Regions from separate parts of the Homo sapiens genome. Here region 2 is linked to region 1. Evidence: chromatin loops called from intact Hi-C (ENCODE). Cell type or tissue: HepG2. All regions are shown on one strand. Links, peaks and the distances in the headings refer to the core of each region. The heading gives the core; the rest is flanking DNA. Region 1 has its middle 160 kb from the start of SH3BP4. Region 2 overlaps LOC105373933 (a long non-coding RNA gene).

Region 1 (2,916 bases), core at 157-2,656:
GTTGTGAGTATGTGCGTGTGTATTTGTATATACACATACTTCTACTGCTTTCATGCTTCTGTTAATTACTCCTTGTATTTCAGTTTTTGCTTTATGTATTTTTAAAGCTGTAGATGGCACTTTCTATAAATTTAAATGTCCAATTTTGTCTCAAGTATTTTTTCTAGCCATTGCTGTCATAAAATTTCTTTCTCTCGCTAGTAGTTTGGTAGCCTGGAAAAAATAGGAGTGGAGAAACTCCAGAGACCATAATAGCAGGGAGAGTTACCACCTTACCACTTTGTTTCTTATCGTCTTTGCCAAACCATCCAAACATTTATCTGTTTTGTTCACCGTTGCCTGTCATGCTTTCCATATAGAATAAACTTTTAATGTTATTTAATTGTAACTTCTCTTTTAATCAGCAGTCTATTGTGGTTTTGTATTCTAATAGAAGATGGAAGCCTTTGCCTTTTAATAAATAGCACTTATTACGTGTCAGATTTTATGCTTTTTTTTTCAGTCACCTTGATATTTCTTTTTTGTTATTCCATTTACTCTAGGAAACTGTGATTCACTTCCCCATGTAAAACTGATCCCCAGGCATTCAATCTATTCCTTAGTCGTTAGTGGTTGCCCACTAAGTTTCAAGCGAGGAGACAGCTTCCTGACTTTCAATCCATTAATACATTTTGATCACAGTCCCACCACTTAACTATCTTTGTCATCTCAGGTAAGGTCCTCAGTTTTGTCACCTCTAGAACAAATCAATTAAACAAAATGATTTGTTCTCTACAAGTATAAAGGTTTAAAAGATAGTATTCCACTAGGCTTTTTTGCTTATTTTCTTAATAAAAACACCCCAAATATTTCTAAAGCAGCAGGCTTCTTAGCTTTCTCTGAAATTACTTCAGGCAAAGGCACTATTCAATTATGCTTATCAGCTCAGACTGATGGGCTATATGTCTAAAATTGGCCCATAAAGGTAAAAGCATTATTAATTAATACATGAAAGCTTAGGAAATAAAGTACTTTGGAAAATCTATGAATTTTCATTTGAATAACATTACAAAAGAATTTAAGTTGCAAGACCATATACAACATCATAAGTTAGGGAGGAAAATAAAGAATAAAAAGAAATTTCAGATACAGAACCAATGGAGATGGAATTACTAGTTTGGGATGAACGGACTGGAAATAAACAAGCTACTGTTTCCTTCCTCGTCTTTTCACAATCCGCTGCAATGGATTCAGAAAAAGAAAGATTGTAATTGTTACAGCCTGTTTATTTCCACCAGGGGGAGGTATAGTATTGCAAATAAAGTTAAATTATTTAACAAACAGAGTAATAAAATAGCTATTGACTGAAAACAGGCTTTTTTTTTCTGGTTTTGCAGAAAGAAGGTAGGGAAGAGAGAGTTCTAAGACTGTGTGAATTAACCTTTCATGCTTAATTCCTGTACCATTTGATAAGGAGAAGAGAAACTCCTGTGTAGGAATTCAATAAAATTTGTCCTTCTCCAGAAAAAACTTCATACTATAATTTTGAAAAAAATAAAATATATATTGACATAAACTTCACCTTTGTATTAACTCTTCCTAAGATATATGTCATTTTCAATGAAAATCTATGAAACCTTTGTCAAAATTGACCTGGAATATGAGTGAAATGATAATAATTGTGGGTTTTACAAATTAATTTGAAATAATTTAGAATGTATCAAGCACTGGTCGATGAGGGAAGGATATAAACAACACACAACTAAGGGCTGCTGCCCAGGAGGCACCAACAATTAAAGGCTGAGATCGTGGTAAGCAGATCCAAGGAATGAAAGGAAAAAAAAGAAGGTGTTTGAAACAAACTCTTGGAGGCCCCAGAGTCTGCAGTGAACACAAAAACTGCAGGGGCTGGAAGCAGAGGAGCAGGGGCAAGTCGTGGGGGAGAGGATGGCTTGGCCTGCAGGATGGGAGCATCGGGAAGGACCACGGGGTGAGAGAGGCAGAGCTTCACTTTCAGGAAAAGTGGGAGCTAAGGCATGGCTGGAGAGGTGGCTTCGCATTATGGATGACCTTGAGTGCAGAGCCAAAGATGAGAGATGTGGCCAGATGAGGCACGATGACAGCAGCATCAGGTGGGGGTGTGCGGGTGGAAGGGGACTGAGCTGAATGTCCCTGAGTCTCAGACCAGAGAACCAGGCTCAGCCAATACTTTCTCATGCTCACATCTCTGGTCAAGTCACAGAAGGACTCACTTCCACCACCTCCTCTATGCTGCAAACGAAATGCCACCCACACGGTACCCTTCTTTGTTTGAGTTATGTAAATTAAAAATAGTGTGATATAGGAAAGATTAATAAAATCTCACTCCAAATGAGATGGATCTTCTCCAAACTAGGAAGAAGAATCACTGAGAATTGCATACTGTAATTTCAAAGCTTGCAAGCAGAGTCCATTCTAGCTTGTCTTTATGCTATTGTCATATGGCAGGAATAGTTCCACTGTGTACAGAAATTCCTACCCATCCTTTAAAAAATTATATGAATATTTTAAAATTTCAAAGCCGCTTGCAAGCTTTGAAATTACAGTATGCTATTCTTGGTGATTTTTTTTCTTAGTTTGGAGAGAATCCATGTCATTTGGAGTGAGATTTCATGAATCTTTCCTATATCAAATTTACATAGCTCAATATAAAACAATAGACTTTCAAAAACAGATGCGTCATTAATTATCATTCAGCTGATTTTCTCTGCCATGTGAAATCCAAATATATCTCAATGGTCCACGTGGCCCATTCTCACCATGGTGTCATCCAAAGCATGCGAAGTAACTGTAATGCCAATCACAGTCATGTCTCTAAGAAAGTTAAATGACATATATTTCACACACGACAGTAATCCTTTTAAAATTCCTTTTCTTCTTTTCTTTTTTCTCCCTCTC
Region 2 (2,916 bases), core at 104-2,603, 830 kb after region 1:
GCCCCTCACTTTACAGTTAAGGAAATGGAGGTTCAGAGAGATTCTGAGCTCTTCCCCATCTTACATCTGGAAGAGGCCAGGCCAGGGCTCAGATCCAGGGCCTTTCATGAAGCAGCCAGGGCCACATGCCTGGATCACAGCTGGAAAGCTATGCCCTAGCAGGGCTGCTGTTTGCAGCTGTTCAGGCCTTGCCTTGCTTTTTATAGACTGAAGTATGAGCAACACTGCCTGGGGGTGAGCAGTGCACACACTGCACCACTGTCCGGGGAGGCTCTGAGTCAGAGTCAAAGCAAAGGCCTGAGAGCTCCCATCAGAGAGGTCCCATCTCTTGGGCTGGGCTGGGTATGTGGTGAAAATGGAGGCAGGAGGGTGACTCGGAACCTGGACAGCAGTGATGGGTCCCCATCCATGGACACTGGAATTTAGGGTGGAAGACTGGCATTTGGAAAGGCAGGTAAGAACAGACCACTGCCCTGGAGGAAATTTGGGTCTGGGTATAAAGGCATAGAGTGGCAAGATGAGGACCACTCCCCAGAGTCGAGGGTTCATTTGGTCATGAGGGGTCATGAGGGAGGCCCTTGTTACTGCGCCTAGAGTTCAAAGTGCTGCTCACTGAGCCCATGAGCACCTGGCCGGGACACAACATCCTTCCTCCTAGGCTGTGGGCCACACCAGAGCCCAGCCAGCTGGTCAAACTGAGTCAGGAGCAGAGTCCAGCAGGCTTTTACAGCAGACAGACCCTGGAACTCAAAGGGCAGGAGCAGGGCATGGACAGGGGCCACAGTCCCTACAAGCAGGCAGATGCCAAGACCTCTCTGGGAGGTGAAGGTTCAGGTAAAGTGAGCCACGCATCACCTGGGGGTTCAACACTGAATAAAGTATTGACAGAAGTTGGTAATCCCTCAGAGTCACAGGAGTTCAGCTTGCAAGCCATTTGTATGTCACTGTTGTATTTGATTTCGCAAGAACCCCGTGATGAGGTGTTGTCACACGCATGTTACCCACGTGAACTTCACAGGTTACAGGAATGGACAAAACGGGAATTTGAACCTAAGTCCTGGCCTTCCTGGGACGCCCATCCTGCACCACCGCGCCCTCTTCTGGTCACAGAGGGAACTTTTGATGTTAGGCTCAGCTGGTCGTGGGCCCTAACGTAGGGAACAGAGAGGTGTAGGCACTTGACTCAGGTGATGGTGGAGAAGGGCGCGGGGGTGGCTGTAATTAGGGCACAGGTGAAACAGGAGCTTCTAGTAGGTAGATCCTGACCGTGGAGAGAGCATCACGTGTCTGAGCCTGTAAGCAACATTTTGCCGCAACAGGGATGGGAGAACAATTCTCCCAGGCAGCTGCCTCTCACACCGCATCTCTATGTGTTCCCCACAGGCCGTTTCTCCTGCTGGGACACTTTTCCTCTTTCTTATAGGTGAACCTTTTAGTGTTCAGATGTCCTTCCCCGCCCGGCAGGCCAAGGAATAAGCCTAGGCCCACAACTCTATCTTCTGTGTTTCTACAGGCCTTATTTCACATGGTGTTAATTGTAAAGTGTTTTATGATTTTTCTTTCTTAAAAAGCAGCATGGGCTGGGCGCAGTGGCTCACGCCTGTAATCCCAGCACTTTGGGAGGCCAAGGCAGGTGGATCACCTGAGGTCAAGAGTTCAAGACCAGTCTGGCCAACATGGCGAAACCCGGTCTCTACTAAAAATACAAAAATTAGCCAGTCTTGGTGGCAGGCGCCTATAATCCCAGCTACTCAGGAGGCTGAGGCAGGAGAATCACTTGAAGCCAGGAGGCAGAGGTTGCAGTGAGCCAAGATGATGCCATTGCACTCCAGCCTGGGTGACAGAGTGAGACTCCATCTCAAAAAAAAAAAAAAAAAAAAAAAAAGACAACAAACAAAGTAGGATGTTCTCTTTGCAGGTAATGTGGAAAATGTTAAAAAAAATACAGAAGCAAAATAAAAATCACTCTCAATCCAGCTCTCAAGATATAAATGATATAAATCCCATTAGCGTTTGCATGCATCTCCTTTCAAATCATAAGTGCACCATTGGATATGTACTTCACTAATCATGCTATATTCGATGTTGTTGAATAGCATTACCTACGGAAGCGTTATGAAATGTTCTATAAGCCCTCTTTTGCATAGCCTCATCACATTTCATTCTGTGGCTGGCCCATAATTTATATAGTCATTCTTCTTTTATTGGCCATTTCTATTGTCTTTAATCTTACTATTATGAACCATGCTATAAGGAAAAGGTGGTTTGTGAATCTTGATTGCTGGGGTGGAGTCCTGGAAGCAAAATCAAGAGGTCAAAGGATCCAAACAGTTTTAAAGCTCACTATGGTCATGGCCCCACTGCCTCCCAGATGAGCAGCAGCGGTTTCCCCATGGACAGGTGTGAACGTACCCATTGTTCCTGTTCTGCCCTGAACAGCAGGGAAGGTGGGAACACCCTCTCACTTTTTTTTCTTTGAGACAGAATCTTGCTCTTGTTGCCCAGGCTGGAGTGCAGTGGCACGATCTCTGCTCACTGCAACCTCCATGTCCTGGATTCAAGTGATTCTCTTGCCTCAGCCTCCTGAGTAGCTGGGATTACAAGCATGCACCACCATACCTGGCTAATTTTTTAAAAAATTATTTTTAGTAGAGATGGGCTTTTGCCATGTTGGCCAGGCTGGTCTGGAACTCCTGACCTCAGAAGATCCAACCACCTCAGCCTCCCAAAGTGCTAGTATTACAGGCGTCAGCCCCTGCACCTGGGCCTTACTTTTGTTTTAATGTGCCCTTATTTAATTGTCAGTCCAGTTGAGTATCTTCTGCAGATGTGGCTGAAGTCTCTAAAGGAACCCAATGAACAGCAGTTACTTTCCCTACCCACAGAACCAGCAATTTCAGAAATAAGGCCGAAGAG

Evidence for each region. Peaks named below come from ENCODE experiments on the same cell type or tissue, not always from the same donor. Only the 100,000 strongest peaks of a DNase experiment are listed, where the experiment ranks them.
Region 2: a loop joins it to region 1, with 21 times the contacts of the local background. A loop is called at or near these places in 5 of 110 quality-filtered maps.

The regions. Positions count from the first base shown.
Region 1 is chr2:235,115,455-235,118,370 of GRCh38, reverse strand. No RefSeq gene overlaps it. Among named protein-coding and RNA genes, the nearest start is that of SH3BP4, 160 kb to the right of the region's middle. In HepG2, for the core only: a CTCF peak has its summit at 1,268 (motif pointing right); a DNase peak (open chromatin) is centred at 1,250.
Region 2 is chr2:234,287,285-234,290,200 of GRCh38, reverse strand. All of the region lies in intron 2 of LOC105373933 (a long non-coding RNA gene), which reads left to right. Among named protein-coding and RNA genes, the nearest start is that of LINC01891, 170 kb to the left of the region's middle. In HepG2, for the core only: a CTCF peak has its summit at 1,092 (motif pointing left); a DNase peak (open chromatin) is centred at 1,030.